2 separate regions of the Homo sapiens genome follow, and region 2 is linked to region 1. The links are chromatin contacts, found by Hi-C or POLR2A ChIA-PET in ENCODE. All regions are on one chromosome and are shown on one strand. The core of a region is the stretch at or near the end of the contact, and the rest is flanking DNA. Distances in the headings are between cores, read along the strand shown. Region 1 has its middle 32 kb from the start of MEIG1. Region 2 holds the start of FAM171A1-AS1 (FAM171A1 antisense RNA 1).

What was found. Hi-C counts contacts between places; a loop is a spot of excess contacts on that map. ChIA-PET counts read pairs that join two places held with the same protein, here RNA polymerase II (POLR2A). Pooled maps may share reads with other maps.
Region 2: a pooled map shows a loop between it and region 1 (7-fold over the local background). The contact joins the promoter of FAM171A1-AS1 here to the enhancer-like site in region 1. A Hi-C loop is called at or near these places in 7 of 50 pooled maps. POLR2A ChIA-PET finds 5 or more read pairs at or near these places in 2 of 52 experiments (HEK293 and activated CD4-positive, alpha-beta T cell).

What each region holds. Positions count from the first base shown.
Region 1 is chr10:14,988,343-14,994,556 of GRCh38, reverse strand. No RefSeq gene overlaps it. Among named protein-coding and RNA genes, the nearest start is that of MEIG1, 32 kb to the right of the region's middle. RefSeq lists enhancers at 1,839-2,369, 2,370-2,901. Within about 2 kb of position 3,341, at least 3 of the 41 ENCODE cell types and tissues checked have a DNase peak (open chromatin) inside an H3K27ac peak, as active enhancers do.
Region 2 is chr10:15,206,078-15,212,291 of GRCh38, reverse strand. FAM171A1-AS1 (FAM171A1 antisense RNA 1) reads right to left here and starts at 3,705. Exons shown (of 3, transcript XR_007062068.1): 1 at 3,621-3,705. It overlaps LOC105376434 (a long non-coding RNA gene), which reads left to right and starts at 4,892. Exons shown (of 4, transcript XR_930699.2): 1 at 4,892-4,916. LOC107984211 (a long non-coding RNA gene) reads left to right here and starts at 955. Exons shown (of 3, transcript XR_001747379.2): 1 at 955-1,999; 2 at 2,094-2,276; 3 at 3,093-4,035. FAM171A1 (family with sequence similarity 171 member A1) reads left to right here. Exons shown (of 8, transcript NM_001010924.2): 8 at 1-649. RefSeq lists a silencer at 2,177-2,226.

The sequences.
Region 1 (6,214 bases), core at 2,092-4,591:
CACCAGCTGATTATCAAAATCCCCAAGAGTATGGAAGGACCCAGTTGCCAGGAACCGACCCCCAGTTGGACCCACATGGAAGAGAGGATATGCAAAGGCTAAACCGACACAAGGAAGCTCTCTTGGAAGGATTAATGAGGGGAGCTCAGAAGGCCACAAACGTTAACAAGCTCTCTGAGGTCATTCAGGGAAAAGAAGAAAGTCCAGCACAATTCTACGAGAGACTGTGGGAGGCCTATCGTAGGTATACTCCCTTTGATCCCGATAGCCCTGAAATCAGCGCGTGATTCACATGGCTTTAGTCCGTCAAAGTGCAGAAGACATGAAAAGAAAACTAGACAAACAGGCTGGGCTTGAAGGGATGAATCCATCCCAATTACTAGAAATATCTAGCCAGGTGTTTGTAAACAGGGATGCAGTAAGCCGTAAGGAAAACGGCAAAGAGAATGGAGGTCAGGCCCGGCGACACGCCTACCTGTTTGTCAGCTGCAGCAATCAGAGGGGCCCCCGCAAAGAGGCAAGGGAAGGGGGGCCCTGGGAAAGAAACTCAGCTTGGCTGTCAGAGTTTGCAGCGTAACCAGTGTGCTCATTGTAAAGAAATAGGACAGTGGAAGAAAAAATGCCCTGAGCTCAAAAGAAAACAAGGTGACTCAGAGCAGGAGGCCCCGGAAAAGGAGGAAGGGGCCCTGCTCAACCTGGCAGAAGGGTTATTGGACTGAGGGAGACCGGGCTCAAGCGTCCCCAAAGAGCCTCTGGTCAGAATGACAATCGGGGGTGGAGACATTGACTTTCTTGTAGATAGCGGTGCTGAACATTCGCTAGTAACTGCCCCGGTCGCCCCCTTATCCAAAAAGACTGTTGACGTCATCGGAGCCACGGGGGTTTCCGCAAAGCAAGCTTTCTGCTCGCCTCGGACTTGTACTGTAGGAGGACATAAAGTCATTCATCAGTTTTGGTACATGCCTGACTGTCCCTTGACCTTTTCGCGAAGGGACTTGCTCAGCAAGCTGAGAACCACTATCTGTTTGACAGAGCATGGCTCTTCGTTGCTAAGATTACCCAGAACGGGAGTCATTATGACCCTTATGGTCCCCCAAGAGGAGGAATGGAGACTTTTCTGAACGGAGCCGAGCCAAGAGAGAAGACCAGCACTGGCTAAGCGGTGGCCAAGAGTACGGGCAGAAGACAACCCTCCGGGATTTGCCAGTTAATACTGGGGCCCAGCCGGTGAGGCAAAAACAGGAGCCGGTCCCCAGAGAAGCCCTTCAAGGTATCCAGGTCCGTCTCAAGCACCTAAGAACTTTTGGAATGATTGTTCCTTGTCAGTCTCCATGGAACACTCCCCTCCTGCCTGTTCCCAAGCCACGGACCAAGGACTACCAGCTGGTACAGGATTTGCGCTTGCTTCATCAAGCTACACTGACTTTCCATCCAACAGTACCTAACCCGTCCACATTGTTGGGGTTGCCGCCAGCTGAGGACAGCTGGTTCACCTGCTTGGACCTGAAAGACGTTTTCTTTGCTATCAGATTAGCCCCTGAGAGGCAGAAGCTGTTTGCCTTTCAGTGGGCAGATCCGGAGTCAGGTGTCACTACTCAGTACACTTGGACCGGTCTCCCCCATGAGTTCAAGAACTTCCCCACCATCCTCGGGGACGCGTGGGCTCGAGACCTCCAGAAGTTTCCCAGCAGAGACCTAGGCTGCGTGTTGCTCCAGTAGGTTGATGACCTTCTGCTGGGACACCCCACGGCAGTCGGGTGTGCCAAGGGAATAGATGCCCTACACCGGCACCTGGAGGACTGTGGGTAAAAGGTGTCCAAGAAGAAAGCTCAGATCTGCCGACAGCAGGTAGGTTACTTGGGATTGACTATCCGACAGGGGTCGGAACGCAACCTGGGATCAGAAAGAAAGCAGATCATTTGCCATCTAGCGGAGCCTAAGGGCAGAAGGTAGGTAAGAGAATTCTTAGGAGCTGTGGGCTTTTGTAGACTGTGGATCCCAAAGTTTGCAGAATTAGCCAGCCTTTGTATGAGGTTACCAAGGGGGCGGGGACCGGGAACTTTTGGAATGCGGATCCCAACAACAGCAAGTCTTTCATGAGTTAAAGGAAAAACTTCTGGCTGCCCCAGCCCTGGGGCTACCCGATCTGACAAAGCCTTTTCCATTGTATGCATCAGAGAGAGAAAAGATGGCAGCTGGACTTTGATCCTAAACTGTGGGTCCCTGGCCGAGGCCGGTGGCCTACCTCTCTCAACAACTAGACGGGGTTTCTAAAGGATGGCCCCCCTGTTGGAAGGCCTTGGCAGCAACTGCCCTGCCAGTACAAGAAGCAAATAAGCTGACTCTTGGGCAAAACTTGAACATAAAGGCCTCCCGTGCTGTGGTGACTTTAATGAACACTAAAGGACATCATTGGCTAACGAAAGCCAGACTCACCAAGGACGAAACTTTGCTCTGTGAAAGTCCCCATATAACCATTGAAGTTTGTAACACCCTACACCCCGCCACCTTGCTGCAGGTATCAGAGAGCCCTGTCGAGCCTGATTGTGTAGAAGTGTTGGACTCAATTGACTCTAGCAGACCTGACTTCCGGGACCAGCCTTGGGCATCAGTAGACTGGGAACGATATGTGGATGGGAGCAGCTTCTTCAACCCCCAAGGAGAGAGAGGTGCAGGGTATGCAGTGATAACCCTGGGCACTGTTGTTGAAGCCAGATCATTGCCCCAGGCCACTTCAGCCCAGAAAGCTGAACTCATTGCTTTCATTCGGGCCTTAGAACTCAGTGAGGGTGAGACTGTCAACATTTACACTGATTCTCGGTATGTCTTTTTAACCCTTCAAGTGCATGTAGCGTGATAGAAAGAAAAGGGCCTATTGAACTCTGGGGGAAAAGACAGAAAATATCAACAAGAAATCTTCCAATGATTAGAAGCAGTATGGAGACCCCACAAGGTGGCAGTTAAGCATTGCAGAGGACACCAGCGAGCTTCCACCTTGCTGGGTTTGGGGAATTCCGGCGCTGACTCAGAGGCTCGAAAAGCAGCATCTGCCCCCTTCTGGGCATCAGTGCTCCCTCAAGCACCTGATCTTGGACCTGCTTCTTCTAAAGAAGAAAAGGACTGTCTCCAGGTAGAGGGAAGGACAAGTGATGGAGGAAGGATGGATTCGGTTACCACATGGGAGAGAAGCTGTGCCACAGCTGCTAGGAGCTGCAGTTGTACTGGCTGTGCAAGAAACCACCCATCGAGGTCAGGAGTCACTGGAAAAGTTGTTAGGCCGGTATTTCTACATCTCGCCTTTGTCAGCCCTTGCCAAAACTGTGAGGCAGCGGTGTGTTACCTGCCGACAGCATGATGCGGGGCAAGGTGCAGCCGTTCCGCCCGGCATACGAGCTTATGGAGCAGCCCCCTTTGAAGGTCTCCAGGTGGACTTCACAGAGACGCCCAAGTGTGGAGGTAACAAGTATGTACTAGTTCTTGGGCGTACCTGCTCTGGGTGGGTGGAGGCCTATCCAACATGAACTGAGAAAGCTCATGAAGTAACCCCTGTGCTTCTTCGAGATGTGATTCCTAGATTTCGACCGCCCTTACGGATCGGCTCAGACAACGGGCCTGTGTTTTTGGCTGCCTTGGTACAGAAGACGGCAAAGGTATTGGGGATCACATGGAAACTGCATGCCGCCTACCGGCCTCAGAGTTCCGGAAAGGTGGAGCGGATGAATCGGACTTTCAAAAACAGTACTATTGTCTTTCCCGCTGGATATGTAAAACAACACCACAAGGGGCGTCAAACCACCTGCTAAATTTGAGGGAATATTATCCTCTGCCCCCCTCCCCCGGCCCCGGACATTAGAGACAATAACACAGGGGTGATGTACACCCACTGCTTTATTGGGAGTAATATCATCCTCTCCCTTCTTGGATATTAGGAACAATATCACACTGTGCGTGTACGCCTGTCGCGAAATTCAATGGAATGTCATCCTGCGCCTGCCTGGATATGACGAACAATATCACGGGGGATGTACAACTTCTGAGATACTGGGAGTGATACCACCCTCTCCCCTCTGGAAGTTAGGGACAATATCACAGGGGTAGTGTACAGCCTCTGGGATGTTGGGACTAATATCATCCTCCCGCCCACTGGATATTAAAAACCATATCACAAGGGGCGTGTACACACACTTCGATATTGGTATGAATACCATCCTCTCCCTCTTTGGATATTCGGTGCCATATTTCAGGTGGGGTATACACCACCTACAATATTGGCAGTAATATGATTTTCTCCCCCCCCTGGATATCAGAAACAATATCACAGGGGGTTGTGAACAATCCCTGCGATATTTGGAGTAATATCATCGTCTCCCCTCATGATTATTAAGAACAACATCGTAGGGGTGGGGGATGTACACCCCCTTTCATATTTGATATCATCCTCTTCCCCCCTGGATATTAGGAACAATATCAGGAAGGGATGTACAGACTCTGCAACCTTTGCGGTCATAGAATTGTCTGTCCCCTAGATATTAGGAAAAAATGTCACTGGGGATGTGAACAGCCCTGTGATATTGAGAGTAGTATCATCCTGTCCCCCCTTGCATATTGGGAACAACATCACAGGTGGGGTGTACTGCCTCTGTGATATTGGGAGTGAAGTTTTCCTCTCTTCCCCTGGACATTAGGAAGGGTATCAGAGGGGGAGTGTGTACATTCCCTGCGTTATTCAACGTAACCTTATCCCCTCCCTCCCAGGGTATTCAGAACAATATTACAGGAGGGGTGTACACCCTCTGCGATATTGAGAGTCATATCATCCTCTTTCACTCTGGATGTTAGGAACAATATCACAGAGTTGCGTACACCCCCTGCGATATTGGGAGTCATATCATCCTCTCTCCCTGTGGATATTAGGAAGAGTATCACAGAGCTGTGGAAACCCCCTGCGGTACTGGGAGTAATATCATCCTCTCTCCCTCTGAATATAGGAAGATTTTCACAAGGGTGTGTACACCCCCTGCGATATTGGGAGTAAGATCATCCTCTCCACCCAGGAAATGACTAACAAGGTCACGGGGGAGTGTGCTTCCCCTGCGATATTGGCAGTAATGTCATCCTCCCCAAACCTGGATGTTAGCAACGAGATCACAGAGGGGGTGTACACACCCTGCGACATTGGAAGTAATATGATCCTCTCCCCACCTGGATACTGGGAAAGATAGCACAGCGCGGGTATACGTTTCCTACGCTGTTGGGAGTAACATCATTCTTTTCCTTTCTGGATATTAGGAAGAATATCACAGGGGTACTGTACAATTACTTCGATATTGGGAGTAATATCATCCTCTATTTTCCCGGATATTGGGCACAAAAACACAAAAGGTTGTACAACCCCTGTGATATTGAGAGTAATAACATACTCTCCTTCCCTGGATGTTAGAAAACAATATCATCAGGGCTGAACACCCCCCGCGATAATGGGAGTCATGTTTACTCTTTCACAGGCCATTTGGAACAATATCACAGGGGGCGTTTACAAACAGGGGTGGTGTACACCCCCTGTTATATTGGGAGTAACATCATTCTCTCCACCTCCGGATATTAAGAACAATATCCCGGCGGGAGGTGGTACACCCCCAGTGATATTACGAATAATGTCATCCTCTCCTTCCCTGGATATTAGGAACAATATCACAGGGGGGTGTACACCTTCTGTGATATGGGAAGCAATATCATCCTCTCCCCCGCTGGATAATAGAAAAAAAATCACTCACAGTGTACACCCACTGTGATATGAGGAGTAATATCTTCCTAGGGTATTACAAATAATTTCACAGTCTGTACACACATGGTGTACACTCACTGTGATATTAGGAGTAATATCTACCTAGTAGATAACAAATAACATCGCAGGGTGTACACCCACTTTGATATTAGCTGTAATATTTTTCAAAGTTGTTACAAATAAGATCACAGGGTGTACAAACATGGTGTACACTCACTGTGATATCAGGAGTCGTATCTCTGTAATATATTATGAATAATATCACAGGTTGTACGTCCACTGTATTATTAGGAGTAATATCTCTGTAGGATATTACAATTAATATCACAGGGTGTAGAGCCACCGTGATATTAGGAGCAATATCTTTCTAGGATATTACAAATAATATCACAGGGTGTACGCCCACTCTACTGTCAGGAGCAATATCTC
Region 2 (6,214 bases), core at 2,456-4,955, 220 kb before region 1:
CAGCGTCTCCCTTCAGGAACCGCTGAGTGTCCTCTCTTAACATCCAAGCCTTTTAATGAAATCGTACTGAAATCTGTATCAGCTAAGAGTCCTCCAATCCTGGTCCCATTAACTCCAAGTGCCTTTTTGACAGTGACAACAGACAGTCCCTCGCTTTTTGTTGTTGTTGGTTTTCTTAACCCCTTTAATGGAACTGCCTGGATTTTATACAGTTATTAAAGGATGTCTCTTTTGCTTTAAACTGCATGCTGCCAAGTGCCATTTGGGGTCAGCATCCTCGTTTCAACACAGTGTGCTCTCTAGTTATCATGTGTAACGTGGGTTCTGTTTAGCGAAGATAGACTAGAGGACACGTTAGAGATGCCCTTCCCTGCTCCATCCCTGTGGCACCATTATGGTTTTTTGGCTGTTTGTATATACGGTTACGTATTAACTCTGGAATCCTATGGGCTCATCTTGCTCACCCAATGTGGGAGTCTGGTTTGAGCAAGCGAGCTGAATGTGACTATTAAAAAAAATTTAAAAAAAAAAAAGAAAATCTTATGTACTATCCAAAAGTGCCAGAATGACTCTTCTGTGCATTCTTCTTAAAGAGCTGCTTGGTTATCCAAAAATGAAAATTCAAAATAAACTCTGAAGAAAAGGAAAACTGTCTTTGTGGTCATTTGAATTCATTCTGAGTCATTATCTGTTTCAAAGTTGTTATTAAGACTTTGTCAGGCCAAGCATGGTGACTCACACCTGTAATCCCAGCACTTTGGGAGGCCAAAGGAGGAGGATCACTTGAGCTCAGGATCACTTCAGCCCATCTCTGTGAAAAAAATTTTTTTAATTACCTGGTTATAGTGGCTCATGCCTGTAGTCCCCACTACTTGAGAGGCTGAGGTGGGAGGATGGTACTGCTGCACTCCAACCTGGGTAAGAGAGCAGATCCTGTCTCAAAAAAAAAAAAAAAAAAAAAAAAAAAAAAAAAAAAAGTCTTTGTCATTGTTTCCTTGGTGGCAGTCTGCAACGCAGTTGTCAGACTTGTATTTGGAGACCCACCACCTAGACACCTAGGAATTTCCTCTAGGGTTAAAATCTATAAAAATCCACCTTTGTCTGTAGTTTTGTTCAAGAACACCAAATAACATTTTGATGTGTTTCAGGTAAAGAGGGATGTCTGCACTTAACAAGAATCTGATGTTTTATGGTCAGTATTGATCCATCTTGGAAGAGCTTCAAGAAGATATCATTAGAATGACCAGAATCCTCCCAGATGTATAAAACTATTCATCAAAATAAAATCATTAATGGAGGTGTTGGGACATAACTGGCAGAAATAAATTAAGCCAGCTATGTTTACAGTCAACAAAATCAGTATTTGTGAATTCCATGCAGGCAAAGAACTAATCACAGTGGTTTTGATGATTTTCATTCTCAAGTGGTGGTGTTGCCTGTTTGGCTTTTAAGGGGGAAAATAGTTGAGCAAGTCCTTGACAGTGGGACAGCTAGCCAGATGGGAGCCTGGGGGCCTAAGGAGTGAGACGCCCTTTGCGCGGGAGTGGACATCTCACCAGTAAGTGGCAGGGGCATCCTTGCAGACCTGGCTAAGACTCCAGGGAGAAGGCGTTGGTCAGCTCCCCTGAAAAGAATAAGGAAGTTGCTCCTCCAGGAAAATCCAGGGCCAGACCTAGATGAGGAGGGACGAGGGAGGAAGTCCCGGAAGACCTCTCTGCTGTCATTGACCCCAGTCCTTTGCGGCTCTAAGGTTGCCGCCAATGGAATCACCTCCTTAAAACGTCAGTTTCTAGAAGAGCCTCATTTAATGCATGTTACCTGGGAAAGTCGGGTAGCACATTAACTGTAAGCGCTGATCCTGAGAGATCTGGCAGGAAGATGGGGGTGGAGAAGACTGCTTTGCTGACTCCTCCTTAGGTGAGACTCACCTGGATGGGCCCCGATGTATTAAGCAGCCAGCAGCAGTCACAGCATGCCGTGTGCCGAGGACAACAAGCAGGTGGGTTTGCAGAAGGGCAACTGGGTCGGCTGAAGATTTTTATCACATTTTAACAGTTGTCCTAACTGGGGCTCAGTGGTTCTCATTTTCTCAGGATGCCAACGCTGATCACTAGAGTGGGATTCTCTGAATGCAGCACCGTGGCCACAGACTTTACACATTTATCCTCTCTCTCCCCACGGAGGGTGGAAGGGTGAATATGTCACAGTATTCCAAATCAGTTACGTGGTCTGAAGGACGACAGCCATCAAAGGCATCTTGCTCCCGCCCCCTAGTGGTGAGTTTTCCCCACCTGTAACGGTTTAGTCCAGACACACAGGGCCACTCTGGGAAAGTAGGGGTGGGCGTGCACAGGGGTGAATCTGCCACTGGGTCTCTCCCCAAGGTGAGGTGGGTGGAGAGAAGGGGACTGAGGTTCCTGGAGTCTCTACCTGGAAACAATGTATTGGAAACAATCATTGCATTCAATCCTCAAAATCTTTCAAGGAAGGAATGTTTATTCTTCTTTGTTTTGCACTGAAGTTGAGGCTTAGTGGTTAAGTAATTGAGGTCACCCAGCTAGAAACAGTGGTGCACGGCTTAAACAGCCAGCTCTCTGGAAATGAATGCACTTAAATTATAAATGTCCCTGATAAAGGATGCATAGGACAGAACTTACAAATGGAATACATAATAATCTGTATAATGAAATACATAAGGCTGGGCGTGGCAGCTCAGGCCTGTAATCCCAGCACTTTGGGAGGCTGAGGTGAGTGGATCTCTTAAGGTCAGGAGTTCAAGACCAGCCTGGGCAACATGGTGAAACCCTGTCTCCACTAAAAATACAAAAATTAGCTGGGTGTGGTGGTGGGTGCCTGTAATCCTAGCTACTCGGGAGGCTGAGGCAGGAGAATTGCTTGAGCCCGGGAGGCAGAGGTTGCGGTGAGCCGAGATCACGCCACTGCACTCCAGCCTGGGCAACAAGAGCGAAGCTCCGTCTCAAAAAAAAAAAAAAGAAAAGAAAAGAAAAGAAAGTGTGTGCCCTAAGCTCTGCCAGGGGATACACAACATCATTTAAGTGATAGTGACCCTGTGCATTTGGAACTTTATTTAGGATAAACTAGCACAGACAAATGCAAAAACAAAGAGGCATCGCACCCAAGAAAATGAAACCAAAACCAAAAAGGAAGGAAACCAGAAAGCCACAGAATGGTACGTAGGCCACAAGCATGACAAACTCAGTGTGATTTCTTGTGTTCACCCTCTCACAGACATCGCTTATGCAGGTGTTTAGACCTAGAGGACCTCATAAAAATGAGTAAAGTTAGAAATGGGGGGTGATTTTTCAACCATATTGATATTCCACGATTTCTTGTTTGCTGCATTGACACCATAGTTAAAGCAAGTTGCAATTATGTCTTGGGGACTTTTATGACATCACAGAGAACTTGAAAAGGGCATGATGGTTGTCATGGTCCTTCAAACAGGAGAAGGCAGTGACAAGGAGAAAGGCAGTTGCTCTCATAGATCAGGGAGAAAGCCAGCTAAACTCCAGGCGAAATAGAAATTGCAAGTCTTCTCCTCCCCGCCAAAAAAAAAAAATGATTTTCAAAGCTGTAATTGTAAATATACACTAAAATACCTGGCAAATGTTTTTTCCATTCTTCGCAGCCATTGTGAGTTGTTTCAGGTTGGTATTTTGGTACCTTCAAAGTGGCTCATAATTCTCGCATTGCTAGGCTTTTGCACCTTAACAGGATGGGCAGGAATAGAAGAACCTGAAAGAGGCTTGGTGGTCTCACAGCAGAGGAAATTGAAGGCTGAAGTCACAAGTGTTGTGTTGACCTTTCCACATATGCAATGGGTGACCACACAGAGGTGGGCCTCATCTCCTGACACTCGGCCCAGTGTGCAGCCACCTCTGCATGCTGCTGCCCCATCTCACCTCACTGGCACCCTCTGCTATCTGTCTACAGTATGCATTCAGCACTCCATAATGAGGGTCTAAGGCATAAGTAAACCATGCTAATTATTAAAATCTAGGATTTGGAGAAGAAGCTCTGGGTGTCAGGCCTGGCTCTGACCAACAGACAGGTGACTCACTTCTGATGCTTTAGCAAGAGGTTGGGGGTATTTGCTCTCCTCACCTCTGGGTGAGTTGAATTCAAGTGAGACAATACATATCAAAGTTTTTGTAAGTTGTAAATTACAAAAACAGTTTATTTCTCTGAACTATTACTAGTATCTTACAGTTCCCTAATCTTGTTGCTCTAGTGTGACAATGGTCATTTTGGGGCTATATCAGCTGCTTCTCAGCTACTTTTTAAGGAAAATGGTAGACAAAACAGTGGCATCTCTTTTTCCCCATTCTATTACTTTTGTTTGTTTGTTTTTTTGAGACAGAGTCTTACTCTTTCACCCAGGCTGGAGTGCAGTGGCGCTACCTTGGCTCACTGAAACCTCTGCCTCCTGGGTTCAAGAAGTTCTCCTGCCTCTGCCTCCCTAGTAACTGGGACTACAGGCATGTACTACCATGGCTAACTTTTGTGTTTTTAGTAGAGATGGGGTTTCACCATTTTGATAGTTACTACTGAATGTCAATTTGATTGGATTGAAGGATACAAAGTATTGATCCTGGGCGTGTCTGTGAGGGTGTTGCCAAAGGAGATTAACATTTGAGTCAGTGGGCTGGGAGAGGCAGACCCACTCTTAATCTGGGTGGTCACCACCTAATCAGCTGCCAGCACAGCTAGAATACAAAGCAGGCAGAAAAATGTGAAAACAGAGACTGTCCTAGCCTCCCAGCCTCCATCTTTCTCCCGTGCTGGATGCTTCCTGCCCTCGAACATCAGGCTCCAAGTTCTTCAGTTTTGGAACTCGGACTGGCTCTCCTTGCTCCTCAGACTGCAGACGGCCTATTGTGGGACCTTATGATCATGTGAGTTAATAATAAACTCCCCTTTATATATACATATGTGTGTATATATGTATGTGCATGTGTGTGTGTGTATATATATATATTATTATATATAATATATATATTCCATTAGTTATATCCCTCTAGAGAACCCTAATACAACCATGTTGGCCAGGCAAGTCTCGAACTCCTGGCCTCAAGTAATCTGCCCACCTCGGTCTCCCAAAGTGCTGGGATTACAGGCGTGAGCCATGGTGCCCGGCCCCATCGTACTGCTTTCTGCAAGCTTCAGCTGAGTAATATCTCCTTTGCTCAAAGGGGATGTTTTGCCTGGTGTCTGAAGATAGCCAGTGAGCTCTGTGAAGGTGCAGCCTTCTTAAAGATTTGTCTGGAAACATGTGTTAGGACACTGTCTACAAGGCAATAATGTTAGGGTAAGTCCCCAATCACCATAATTTGCTACTGAAAGCAATACCTCTGTAAAACATGGCAGCCGTTCTTGAATTCTTGAATTGAGTTGCTCTATGGTAATAAGATAATGTGCATGTAACTATAGAACAGTGTTGCTCAAACCTGGGGTGTTAGGCCATTCCTGTGTTGCTGTAAAGGAATACCTGAGGCTGGGTGATTTATAAAGAAAACAGGTTTAACTGGCTATGGTTCTGCAGGCTGTACAGGAAGCATGGCACCAGCATCTACTTGGGGAGGCCTCAGGGAGTTTACAATCATGGCAGAAGGCAGAGCAGGAGCAGGCATCACACATGGCCAGAGTGGGAGCAAGAGAGGTGCCATAGTTTTAAACCAGATCTCACGTGGACTCACTCATCAGCAAGGGAACAGCACCAAGCCATTCATGAGAGGTACCCCTGTGATCCAAGCCCCTCCCACCAGGCCCACCTCCAACACTGGGGATCACATTTCAACATGAGATTTGGCGGGGACATGGATCCAAACCATGGATACATGTTAGCATCCCCTGGGAGCTGGAAAAAAAATATTAAAGCATTTGGGCCCCACCACAGACTGATTGAATTAGGATCTCTGTAGGTGAAACTGGTTTAAAAACAAAACAAACAAACAAAAACTCTCCCTAGCTGATTCTCATACACAGGCTTGTAGACCACTGCTTTAGAAACATTGAAGCTACTTTACAGCCTGGTAGCACCTTCCATTGGGTACCTCAGGGAATTATTCACTTTTCTCTTTGTTTCTGGGGTCGATTAACAGCTATACCCCAGATTTGCAGTTGGGGAAGCATTTATGTGAAATAGCATGTCAAGTTGGGCAGCAGTGCCTAACAGATTTCTCTCTTCCTGTTC